3 separate regions of the Homo sapiens genome follow, and regions 2 and 3 are each linked to region 1. A link is a contact called in ENCODE POLR2A ChIA-PET data. All regions are on one chromosome and are shown on one strand. Each heading gives the region's core, a stretch centred on a gene start or an enhancer-like site at or near the end of the contact. The rest is flanking DNA. Distances are from core to core; before and after follow the strand shown.

Region 1 (4,219 bases), core at 1,232-3,731:
ATGTCTGAGGCCTCCAGAATTCACTCACTCCAATCACTCTCTTAGTGTTGTGGGACACCAGTCCTGACTCTTTATCAAGGTCACTAGCACCATGTTTAGAGGGAGAATTTATTTTTATCAAGGATAGTCAGGTCAGCTGTTTCAGCTGGGTAGGATTAGAAATACAAAGAGAGAGCAACCAACAAAAGGCACTAGTCATGGCACTTTAGAATACTACTCTTGCTTTCCATCAAAGTCAGTGGTTTAAGCATTCATAAGGAAGAATACTATGTTGAGGCATCTCTCTGAAATCACGGACTTTTTTAAGTCTTAAGAGCAAGAGCTCATGTTAAATTTGAAAAATAGAATTTACTTGTTTAATATATTTTTGCCTGAGTAGGTGATGTCATTTTTTTTTTTAAAGGAAGGCCTGAAGTTACATGATTTTAGGTCATTTTGTAGGGAATTTCAGGTTATGGCATATGCAGAGAGGTCTTAAAGGAAGAAAAATAATTGATTCAATGAAGGGACAGAGGACTAAGGCTCAAAACTAAATGTGCAGGGAAAGAAACAGAAGGCAAGAACTAAGAAGAGTATAAAAAGAACACCTTTTGATGTGGTGTGTCTGCAATACCACATACTTTTCTCCAAGGATAAGGAAATCTGCTTAAGGACCCCTGAATTTTAGGCCTCTGGAAAACTGTCATTAACCTCACGATACGGAAGCCTGTTCCATCATCAGTTTTCCTTGAGGATAGCATTGTTTCAAACCCAGACAAATAGTAATCATTTTTATTCCCTTTAGCCAAGAAGGGGCTAGAAATTGCTCTAAGGAGGACATTCTGGGAGAGCTACAGCCTCCATGAGTAAATTAGACTGAGAGGTGGCAATGTTTGCATGTTCATTTCCCAGATGTGAGATGAATAATTTAACCTGAAAGGTGAAATGCTCAGGAAAAGCAATAATTTAACCTGAAAGGTGAAATGCTCAGGAAAAGCAGATGGTCCAGAGATGCCATACTTCTCATGCAACATTGCTTCCATTGCTTGAAATTGGTGTCTGATTTTTTCATAGAAAAAATGTTATGAATATTACTTTGGAAAATTGTAGTGAAGTCATGGTCACACTTGTGTGTGTGGTCCAGTTCTTTGGGGTTCTCTTTTTCCCAGGTATGCAGCACTTTTACATCTCTGGGCCTCTGCTTGGAACACATCCCATGCAGGTCCTACTTCCCCTTCCCAAACCTTAACCCCTTCTAGCCCCCAGCCCTTTTTTTTGTCTACTCAATTCTTACCCTTTAAGCTTCTGCTTAAGCACTATCTTCTCAGGGAGGCAGCCTCTCCTGAGCTCCTGGCTCAAGTTAGAGCCCATGGCTATAAAAGCCAGTACCCCATATAATTCTTCTTTTGAACCCCTGACAATGTACCCAACTGCTTATTTAGTGCCCATCTTCCTCACTTGGCTGCAGGTTCCATCCAGGCAGAACCTTGCCTAGTTCTATTTCCTTGACACTGCTCTCTGTCCTAGCTCATAGTGCTCTTCAGACATTACTTAAGTTGACTCTGCTCTCCCAGGAATAAACATTACTTCATACTCTGAAAAGGAAGAACCCTATCTCAGGCTGCCCCATTTTCTCTCCCTCTCTCTTTTTTTTTTTTTTTTTTGGCTGTCTCTTTCTGAATAAACTGAGCTGCGCTGCAGCAATGGCTTCTGGTTGCCTGCAAGTGTGTGTTGGTCCAGACAGCCTCCTCCCTAACTACAGTCAGACGTTCTTCTCCAAGCTGTTCTGTTAGAAATTCTTCTAAAGAGAATTTCCTAGCTACACAAATGATACCACATTAACAACAGAGGATTATTATTATTATTATTATTATTATTATTTTGAGGCGGAGTTCCACTCCTTTTTGCCCAGATTGGAGTACAATGATGCGATCTTGGCTCACTGCAACCCCTGTCCCTGGGTTTCAAGCAATTCTCCTGCCTCAGATGCCTGAGTAGCTGGGATTACAGGTGCGTGCCACCACGCTTGGCTAATTATGTATTTTTAGTAGAGATGGGGTTTCACCATGTTGGCCAGGCTGGTCTTGAACTCCTGACCTCAGGTGATCTGTCTGCCTCGGCCTCCCAAGACAACAGAGGATTATTTTTAAGTAAATAATGCCTCTTCCCACACATCTGCTCACAGTAATGGCAGCATGATGTGAATTAATGTCATTAGAAACCCATGCTGTCCTCCAGAGTTGCAAAAGCCTGTCATAGGAAAATTTTATAGTCATAGAAGGATGTTCCCCTCCTTTGAGAGTCTGGTTTGCTATTGTTAGAGGAGAGAAGAGGATTCAGAAGGCTGCCAAACCTGTATGTTGCTGGTTTTGTCTCCTCTGGAGATTGGTGTGACGCTCATGAAGGGGACTCAGCCACCTGTGCAAAGCCCAGCCCTTTATTAAGTCACTGGGCATCTCATGGAGTCAGGGGATGAATTACTGATAGATGACTGGGAGGAGGGTGCTTAGGCACTGCAGTTGAGTGGCTCACAAGGAGCTAAAATTTCACTAATGCGTATTCAGTGGGTGGTTCTGGTTTGCCTGATTTTTGCCTCTGGGCATGGCTGTTTCAGCCTGAGAGGCTGTTCCAAGAATGTTGCTTTACTAGGAGCTCATGCCGCCTGGTGGTAAATATGAAGTACAGCAGTGCAACAGACCAGTTTTACTCCAAGGAAACCCTGTAGAGATGACAGCAATGGTTGGTGATTTCTGCCTCAATTATGAAAGTGATCTGGTGGCAAGTATCTGCACACTAATCCTTAAGTTTAAATCTAGTGGCTATGAGGTGCCCCTGCATGGCAAGCATGAATTTGCAGCTGGAAGATTTCCCTCGATCATATTCCAGTGGTTCTTAAATTTTGATGTACATAAGAATCACCAGGGAAATCTGATTGAAGTTCAGGTTTCCAGCTTCAGCTCCAGAGATTCTAGCTCAGCGGGTGTTAGATGTGACCCAGGGCTCTACCCATTTAAAATGAGCTTCCGATGAGGTTGGTCCGTGTAGCCTATTCTTTGGGAAATGCTGGCCTAATGGCTAAAAACATGAATTGGAAACCAAGCACAAGAAGGAGCAAGCTGATACTTCTGCCAGCAGCATGACATTGGGCTGCTGCTAGCCTCAGTTACTCTTCTGTAAAAAGGCAGTAATGGCCAGGTGCTGTGCCTCACGCATGTAATCCCAGCACTTTAGGAGGCCAAAAAGTGGGAGGATCGTTTGAGCCCAGGAGTTCAAGACCAGCCTGGGCAACATGGCAAGATCCCATCTCTATTTTTTTTTAAAGTCAGGCAAAATTCACAGGGCTGTTGCAGGAGAAAATGGGATCCTAATATAAAGAGCTTGATTCAGGCTCTGGTCATGGCAGGCACCAGTACATCCCAGCTCTTATTATTTGTGGTATTAATCCTAATTATCTGCAAGTTACAGGGCCAGAGAAGACTAGGGGAGTTCGGGTTTTCTAGACCAAACAGACACTCAGTCCTGGGCCTGGAGGTCTCTGCAGTGAGGTGCTGCCACAGACAGAGCCACCTTAACTCCTCAGGACAACCAGTGGCTTCCGACACACACTATGCACTGGAGGGCAAGCAGCTCTCAGCTTGGGAGCAACTGAGGATGGTGAACAGCCTGGGCAAGGAGTGCTCTGAGGCTAAGACCCTGAACAGCAGGGTCAGTATTTTTTTATATCTTTGTGCCTTTCAGGCCAAATGGAAGTTGGTAGCTCTCCTATCCCATTGCATTTCTAGAGCAATCTCTGTCTCCTCAATTATAAAGTGCGCTGATAATACTTCCCCAGATAGTTGTGAAGAACAGCTGAGAGATGATATGTGTAAAACCCTTACCTGATGATTGATGCTAATGGTCCTTGGAAAGTATTGTTCTCTCTCTCATTCCTTCTGGCGTGAATATATCCATAGTATCCTTTTCAAAGACAGATAGATCAAGAGAAGGGAAACAGATGGTCCAGATGTGTAGTGAGATTTTAAGGCAGTGTTTCTCAATGTTTTTTAAAAAATCCATGTTTCCCTCAATAAACATAAAAGTCAGACCACCTGTTTCTATATGTATATATGTATGTGTATATATATGTATATAAGTTTAATACATAGTATATGCATTAAAAGTCATATCTTGTATATTAAAAGTCACACACATATATATGTATATATGTATGGGAAATGTATCTATATGTGTGTGTGTGACT
Region 2 (4,219 bases), core at 551-3,050, 350 kb after region 1:
TTTATGGATTAGAGGGGAACATTTTAAAATAAGAGCTGTAAAACTGTACTGTTGTAGAGCCTTAGATGATCAAATGACCTTAACCAAGTTTCTGATTAGTTTAACAGTATCGTTGGAAGAGACTTATTTTTCTGTCTACCAAACTGTAAGGCATTTGAGGGTAGGATCCATCTAATAATAATAACATATGCCAGTTATTTAATATTTAGTGGCTGCAAAGTGTTATTCTAAGTGGTTTGCATGTATAAAGTCATTTAATCCTGACAACTCCATTAGATTTTTAATTGAAAATTAGAATATCAATTAATTAATAATTACCATTATTATTCCCATTTGATAGATGAGGAAACTGCAACAGAAATACTAAATAATGGCTAGAGGAGCTAGCGAGTGGCAGGTCTGAGGTCGAACGAAGGCAGCCTAGCCCCCAGAGCCCTGTCTCGACCCTCCATCTCATTCACTGCTGAATCCCTAGTACTCACCCCAGAGCTCATCAGTTGGCTTCACTAAATGTTTATTGAATATATACCTAATGGCTGTTTTTATTAGATGAATGCCAAACCCAGTCACATAAACTTACTGTGTATTAAAAGAAGGAAGTATCCAGGAAATGGGGGTGAAAATGTCATTTAGAAACAGAGGAGGAAAGTGATGGAAGAATAAAGCCTGCATGCAGTAGGAAGGTTCGCTGGGAGTGGAGTGGCTGCAATACGAGAGGAAATAGCGTTACTGCATTTCTGCATTACTGCATTTTTACTTACAAGTGTGCGATCTTATACAAGTTATGTAATCCTTTTGAGTCTGCTTTCTCGTATTTAAAAAGCAGATAATCACAATATATATCATAAAGCTGTTTCAGAGGTTAAACACATATTTTAAGTAAAACACCTAAGAGGGTTACTGGCACATCGGTAGGGATCAATAAATGTTAGCTATCTTTAGTTTTACTTGCATTATACGCAGAACATTAGAGGCATGGAACAGTGTCTGACACATGGTTGAAATTCAATATATATTGACTGAGTGAATTAATGAATGAATAAAGATGGATCCATAAAGATAAATGGATGGCTAGATGGACAAAGTATGTTTTCTGAGTTCAGCTTCCCTAAAAAATACAGAGAATACAGAAAACAACCACTGAAAAATTATTGGCAATTATCTCTATATTGGAGGAAACAATTTAGAACAACCTCTGCTGGTCATGATTGGGTTCAGGGATATGACTGGATTGGAGGCAGTAAGGTGACTTCTTTCATTCATCTTCCAAGAAAACAAAGTACTACTATATTTGAACTTACCTGGTAACTTTTACTCTATGTTGTTGTCGTTGTTTTCAAAAATAAACAAACCCCTCCCCACTCTTTCCTTTCTCTTGTTTTCATTTGTGTTTTTTTAAGTGTTTCGTGCTCACTTACCTAAATTACAAAGGTAACTTGGAAACACAGGGGTCTACATAATACGAGGTATAAGGGATTATGTACTGCCATTGTGAGAACCCCTCATACAATCCTGCCTTTTTTCTTTAGTTTCCCTCTTTTTGATCAGATTATGCTCCTGGTGTAAATCAGGCTCAGGACCAAGAGCCCTGGTGGGACCAGCAAGAGGGACACAGCAGGAAAAAGAAGAACAATTCCTACCAAAGCATGTTACTAAGTTTCTTTCTCTCAGGAAGTAATAACAGGAATGTTTTCATTTTCTCAGTTCTAATGATTTCATACTGAAAGAGAAAAAATAAGTCACAAGACCAGTGATCTCCATGGCTGGATTGGCTCCAAGAGAAAAAATCCATGACAAGAATAGCTGGGAGTTGAGTCACTGTGCCCAGAAGTTCTGCAAACATGATTCAGGAGGTAATTCTCTCTGCTTTAGTGTAGCAGGAAGGTGTGGAGAAGGGTCCACTAACATGTATTAACAGCGTGCAGTTTGCCAGGCACCATCCCTGAGGCTTTTCTTGGTTTAGCTGATTTAATCCTTACAATAAACATCTGTGATAGGAAGCAGAGGGAAAGAGAGGTTAAGCAAGTTCCCCAGGGCCACACAACTAAAATGCTGCTCTATTTTGCTTCAGACCTGGAAGACCTGGCAATGTTATCTTAGTTTGGAATATTAACCAAAAATATAAAATTACAAAGACAGGCTCCAAATAGTTCTTTATGCTTTGGAAAAGTAAGAAGTCTCATAAAATATAATTGAATTGTGAAAAATGTAAAATCTTCAGTCTAGGTTAAAAAAAGTAATTATGGAAGAACACAAAATATATATTACTTACATATGTGTTATAGTAATATTATTTACATATGTTTATATTTTAAAATATGTAATATAAAATTACTTTTATATATAGTATAATTAAAAGAATGTACATGGTCTAAATATATTTTGATAAAAATAATATATAGTCTTCTTTCATATGCACACACACACAGAGACATATATATAATGGAAACATACAGAATGGTAACAGGTTTTTACCAACAATTGCTTGTAGCTAATGTAGAACATACTTGAGAAAATGGCTTCTGTGAAAGACCAGTTAGTACCAAAATAATCTGGCCCAGAAAAATAGCCACCATTCTTGACTACATTAATAGAAATAGAATAACCCCCAAAGGGAGATGAGAAGCATTCTAAAGTGCACTGATCATGAGTTTCTATGTGATGATTTGTGTCCATTTGGAGCTCCAGTGCTTTAAAGCTGAAATGAACCCTGGCCTTTCACCACCCTCCCTGCCCATAGTATGGTATATCCTCTTATTCCTTCCCTCTTAGCTTACTGAGAGTGTAATTTCCAACCAGTTAAGCCAAAGAGGACTATTTTCTAGAAAAGGAGAGAGAGAATGAATTAGCAGATAAATGAAGAGTGTGAGGGAGGCCTTTGGTGGTCCTAGGGTTGGAAGAGAGTTTTGGAGAAGCATTCAGGGATTTGCTTTCTACCAGGTGGCAGAATATAGGGAAAGATGGGAGTGTAAGGGGTTTGCATTTATGGAAGGATTCCAGATTTCTAAATGTATTGGCAGGAGCCAAGTTCCTGTCATGACCCTTGATTGGAGACCAGGGCTTCGAGCCAAACCACAAGGGATGATAGAGAACAATTGATAGAAAAATTCATTCATTTCCTGAGAAAGTAATAGGAAAATATAAACCCACAAACAAAAAGTGACCTTCCCATGCTCCCAGAGGGGTAACAGAATTGACAGTGGAAGGAGGGATTTTCCAGCCTAAACCTGGCCTATACACACTGTACTTAAGTAAGGAAGTGGGAAATGGTAGCCAAGTGTGAATTAAATAGCAACTCAACACCATTTTGGACAAAAAATGGGGCCAGGATTTAAGACATGGTGTGAAGCATCTGGTCAATTTCTTTGACCTGGAAATTCTAATTTCCGGAATGCATCGTATTGAAAAACCCACACAATTGTACAAAGACGGACATACAGTGATATTCACTTCAACATTGTTTGTAATAGTGATAATCTGAAAATGACTTAAATGTCCAGCAAAAATACATTAATTAAACATTAAAATATGCCTATTAAATGTTGTCCTTGAAAAAAAATAGCAAGATTATAAGTACTGACATGGAGAGATACCCAAGATTTATCATTGAATTGAAAACCACAGCTACAAAACAACATGGATGGGGAGTGATTAAAGCACATTATGATCCAAGTTTAACTTCAGACTTTTATTTTGTTTATACTGATGAATTTATAATATATAGATTTTTATTTTTATAATTAGAAAACATATGCAAAAAATTTAAGGGTATCAATGTGTAGCAAAGAAAAAAACAAAAGGAAGAATCTCCCTCCATAGTCAGGTAAAAAGTGAACGTGCTCTCAGGCAAACAGGAAAGGTTCCTTGAGACACTAGAAGGCAGGGGAGGGGTCTCCTGGGTACATTCTCCCTTCGCCTCCCACTGCCTCGCCTGGCGTTAAACACAGCTGGATTACATTTCTGCTTTCAGAAGTTTGCACTCAGAGTGACGGTCTCTCCTAGGAGGGGACCCTCAATTCTAATTTTGTGATCTGCCATCTCCAAACACTGTCCCCATTTTAAGTTGGTCCCAGCTTCACCCATTCATCTCCAGTCAGAGTTTCTCATGTTGGTTCTGCTGATTTCTGCTACTTTTGACCGTAGCCCATATTTATGTGTCGGTTGGAAGTCTGAAGTTTTCTTCACCATCTGGTTTCACTAAAGATAGAATGTGTGAGGA
Region 3 (4,219 bases), core at 653-3,152, 320 kb before region 1:
ACGAAATAAACTAGAGAGTCTAGAAGCAGAGTCATACATGTATGGTCATCTGATTTGATAAAATGACAGTGCCATATGGGGAAAACTTTGGGGTTTACAATAAAACAATTAGAGATTACATACATTATGTATATCTTATATCCTGTTTTGTACACTATAACAATAATTCAGGTGAAGTGCTGATCTTAATGTAAAAGGCAAAACAATAAAGCTTCTAGAGGAAAACATAATATTTTCAAGAACTTAGAGTAAGCAAAGATTTCTTAAACAGAGCACACAAAGCATGATCCTAAAGGAAAAGGCTGGTAAATTGAATTATATTAAAATCAGGAACTTCAAAGGGATTGTAATATACAAAGAATTTCTACAAATTGATTTTAAAAATACAGACAAGCAAATTTAGAAATGAGCAAAAGACTTGAATAGGTACTTTGCAAGAGAAGAAATTCAAATCTCTCTGATAAACAGAAAAAGATGTTCAACCTCATTAGCCATCAGGGATCATAGAAATACCCTAACAGACCCCTGTCTCTACTAAAAATACAAAAAATTAGCCAGACGTGGTGGCAGGCACCTGTAATCCCAGCTACTTGGGAGGGTGGGGCAGGAGAATCACTTGAACCTGTGAGGTGGAGATTGCAGTGAGCCAAGATTGTGCCACTGCTTTGGGAGGGTGGGGCAGGGGAATCACTTGAACCTGTGAGGCAGAGGTTGCAGTGAGCCAAGATTGTGCCACTGCACTCCAGCTCCAGCAACAGTGTGAGACTCCACCTCAAAAAAAAAAAAAAAAAAAAAAAACAGAAAGAAATACCCTAACATACATACTAGAATGGCCCAAAGAAAAATGATTGACAATACAAACTTGGTCAACATACAGAAAAACAAAACTCTTAAACACTGCTGTAAAATGGCACAATCATTTGGAGAGTGGCCTGGAAATATCTACTAAAGCTAAACATATATCTACTATGTGACTTAGCAATTAAATTCCTAGGAATATACAGAATGTTCAGAGCAACATTATTCACAATATCCCAAAATGGAAATAAACCAAATGTTATCAACAATAAAATGGAGGCCTGGCCCCATGGCTCAGGCCTGTAACTCCAACACTTTGGGAAGCCAAGGTGGGAGGATCGCATGAGGCTATAAATCGGAGACCAGCTTGGGCAACATAGCAAGACCCCATCTCTACAAAAAAGAAACAAAAACAAGCAAAAACAATAAAATGGATACATAAGTTTTGGTGTGTTCTCACAATGGAATACTCTTGTAGAATAATGACAGTGATTAAACAGCTAATGCATACAAAAACATAGACAAATCTCCAGCCACAAATAAAACTAGAATTTTATTTCCATTTGCCTGTTTTCCCCTGGGAAAACACTGTTTCCTTGCAGAGGACTTTCCTGTTAGTGACCCCGCGGGGAAAGCCTCCCAGGCTGAAGGCACTTCACCTATCTCAGCAGTTAGAACAAGCCCTTCAGGGTCCTCATAAAAGTCCCTGGCCTGCGTCAGGGAGAGGCTGATCCCCCAGGGCCGACTGGAATCTGAGCTCAGACCATTAGGAAGCAGGCTCAAAGCATAAGATCCTCGGTGAACAGGCTGTGCAAACGCCAGGTCGAGCTCAGTTGGCGCCGAGCGCCCTTAACCGCACCTAGAGGCCCGACCTGCTGAGGCCCTCAAAGCAGGAGCTGAGGCGGGGGATCCTCAGGCAGGCACTGAGGACAAGGAGGACTTCCATGGGATTACGGCCGCCTACAGAAGAAGTGGACGCCCACCAATAAAGACCAGGCCTGGAAGACTCTGACGGAGCACTACAGCATCCTGAAGTTGCTGGATGGGTATCCCGCAACCCCTGCCTCAGGCTGAGGCTGCCTGCTCTCTGGCCTGGAGAAGGGGAGATGAAGAGAGGAGGCAAGCCTGCTTCCTGGGGCTTTGCCAGAAGCCACAGCCTGCAGCTGCTCTGTCAAATGGCTACAGTCTCTAGAGGACTGAAACCCTTCTCTGAGGCCTTTTGGCCCAGCTCTGTGAAAACAGGACATGGAGGCCCTGCTGGGCTGGTGCTCAGTCTCTGCTTGGTCCCCAGTGTGTAAGTGGCTTCTTTTCTGGGCCTTTCTCTTCCCCCTCTTTACTAACCCCTAATCCCATAGCCCCACCACTCTCTTCCCTTCATGGAGTTCTGCTTTGTGATTTTGTAAAGAAGAAACCTAAAATTTAAGCTAAATTAAAAACAAAACAAACAAACAAAAACCAGACTGCTGAAGGAGGGGATCTTGGTGATGCCAAACATGCTCTCGGGACAAGACAGATCAGTGATTCAAAGCCCGGCTGAGCCATGACAGAGTAAGAAACATGGAGGCCTTCAACAGGTGTCTCAGAATAACTTACGGCAGTCGCTAGAGATTAGATACCTGAAGTTAGGTGAGATAGGATTAGACAATGATAATTTGAGAAATCAATAAATATGAAGCTTTAAAAATTCTTTAAAAATTCAGAGGAACCACTCAGTAAATCTGCCTACATAATAATTATTATATCAAAGATATTTAAAATAAGAAGAAAGTAAATACCAGGAATACGTCTCCTACTTTCCATGTATTCCTTTGACTGCATTATTTGTTCATTCTGCAATGGTCCAGAAATATCAGTTTTTGTCACTGACATAAGAACGGAGAAGACAGAGAGGAGGGAAGGAAAAGAAGAGCTCATTAGTGAAGAGGAGAGAATACATGAGGGAAATGATGAAGAAAGGGGAAAGCTATGGTTGTACAGAGAGAAAACAGGAATTAAGGATGCTAAGTGCACAGCTTCCCTTCACCTGAGTGAACTAGTTGGTACTATTGAACATATATCTGGTACCTCATTCTTTGCAAGAAGTTCTGGAAGCTTCAGAAAGCTCCTCTAAAGATAGTGTCAGAAAGGAGTGAGGGGCTGGAGATAAAGGAAGAAATGGGAACAGCTTTAAAAATCATAGCAGTTTCCAAGTCATATCAAATAATTTTTTAAGCAACAAAATTACTCTCTCTACTAGTAGATTGAATCAAATGAAAGCTACTTTGGAATAAATTTGATGTTGCTCAATGGACTATTGCTAACTCCAAAGATAACAGCACTCTCCCTAGATGATCTTACACTTTTCATGCTTCAGTTGTCACATATGAGAAAAAGTTGAGTTTGTCATAATGCTTTCGGGCCTGGAAACCTCTTAAGCCAGATCAACCTCAATAATTAGGTCAGCATCACCCAATCTGCATGTACAATCTGCATGTGGATATTTTTTTCAAGCTGGTATTTTTTTTTCAATTTGAAAGCAGTCATTGTCTATTAACTGATGAGATTACAACAATAATCATGGTAGATACCTTGTTTTATCTTTCTAATAAGCCTATTGATCTAGCCTTCCCTGTTGCTGGCATTTTCACCTACAAATGGGTGGCCTTTTTCTTTATTCTGTGGAGAAGATAACTTGAAGGGCATAAGAAGTTATTTGCTTCTTTGAAGTATTTTCCAGCTGTATAGATCTCATGAATCAGATTCTTCATGCAGATGATACCAGATTTATCAAGAGATCAAGAAATCAAAGTGTTATCTGTCAAGGCAATTCACTTCTTACTGATTTTGCCATAACCATGCTTATATATTAGTTTATTTTCTGACTTCAGGTTCGGGTACCCCCCTGCAATATGTGGTTCTAAAGCCTCAGCATATTCATTGAGGCCTTGAGCTTAACAAAGTTTCTGTTGAAAATCTGGCAAAGGCAAAAGAGTTGCAACACCTTTTGGACTCACACCATTGATACCTCTGACCCTGATGACAAATGCCAATTTGGGTTCTGCCAGTATATAGCAGTTGCCAGCTTTTTTTGCCAGCCTAGCCATTTGAATCTCAGTTATGGGCATCTGCCTATAGTCCTTGTGATAGTGCTTAGCTTTTTCATAGATAAGCTTCCTCCTTGCCTTTTGAAGCATATTTTCCTTCTTAGGCATTTTGATCTTCAGCTCTGTGAAATTCTTTTGCTCTTTCTTAAAAGTTTCTGGCACAGCAGGAACCTTCTTTTTCTTCTCTTCAGCACCCTTCATGGTTCCAGCCAGAAAAGACATCAAACTGTTTTGTACTTCAGGATTTTAATTTATTTTTGTTAACTATGCGTACATATTAGGAAGAAGAAAATAATTGCCTTTGCTGATACTTGCTTTCTGTTGGTACTGGTATTCTG

What was found. ChIA-PET counts read pairs that join two places held with the same protein, here RNA polymerase II (POLR2A).
Region 2: POLR2A ChIA-PET joins it to region 1 with 10 read pairs in Panc1. The contact joins the enhancer-like site here to the promoter of ACTA2-AS1 in region 1. POLR2A ChIA-PET finds 5 or more read pairs at or near these places in 2 of 52 experiments (CD4-positive, alpha-beta T cell and Panc1).
Region 3: POLR2A ChIA-PET joins it to region 1 with 12 read pairs in activated T-cell. The contact joins the enhancer-like site here to the promoter of ACTA2-AS1 in region 1. POLR2A ChIA-PET finds 5 or more read pairs at or near these places in 2 of 52 experiments (T-cell and activated T-cell).

What each region holds. Positions count from the first base shown.
Region 1 is chr10:88,930,203-88,934,421 of GRCh38, forward strand. It overlaps ACTA2-AS1 (ACTA2 antisense RNA 1), which reads left to right and starts at 2,482. Exons shown (of 5, transcript NR_125373.1): 1 at 2,482-2,757; 2 at 3,439-3,684. RefSeq lists an enhancer at 2,073-2,172.
Region 2 is chr10:89,276,516-89,280,734 of GRCh38, forward strand. It overlaps a transcript of LIPA not described here. Among named protein-coding and RNA genes, the nearest start is that of IFIT2, 23 kb to the right of the region's middle. Within about 2 kb of position 1,801, at least 23 of the 41 ENCODE cell types and tissues checked have a DNase peak (open chromatin) inside an H3K27ac peak, as active enhancers do; they include Panc1, where a contact is called at or near this core.
Region 3 is chr10:88,614,854-88,619,072 of GRCh38, forward strand. It overlaps a transcript of LIPJ not described here and the pseudogene RPL7P34. Among named protein-coding and RNA genes, the nearest start is that of LIPJ, 30 kb to the left of the region's middle. Within about 2 kb of position 1,903, at least 3 of the 41 ENCODE cell types and tissues checked have a DNase peak (open chromatin) inside an H3K27ac peak, as active enhancers do.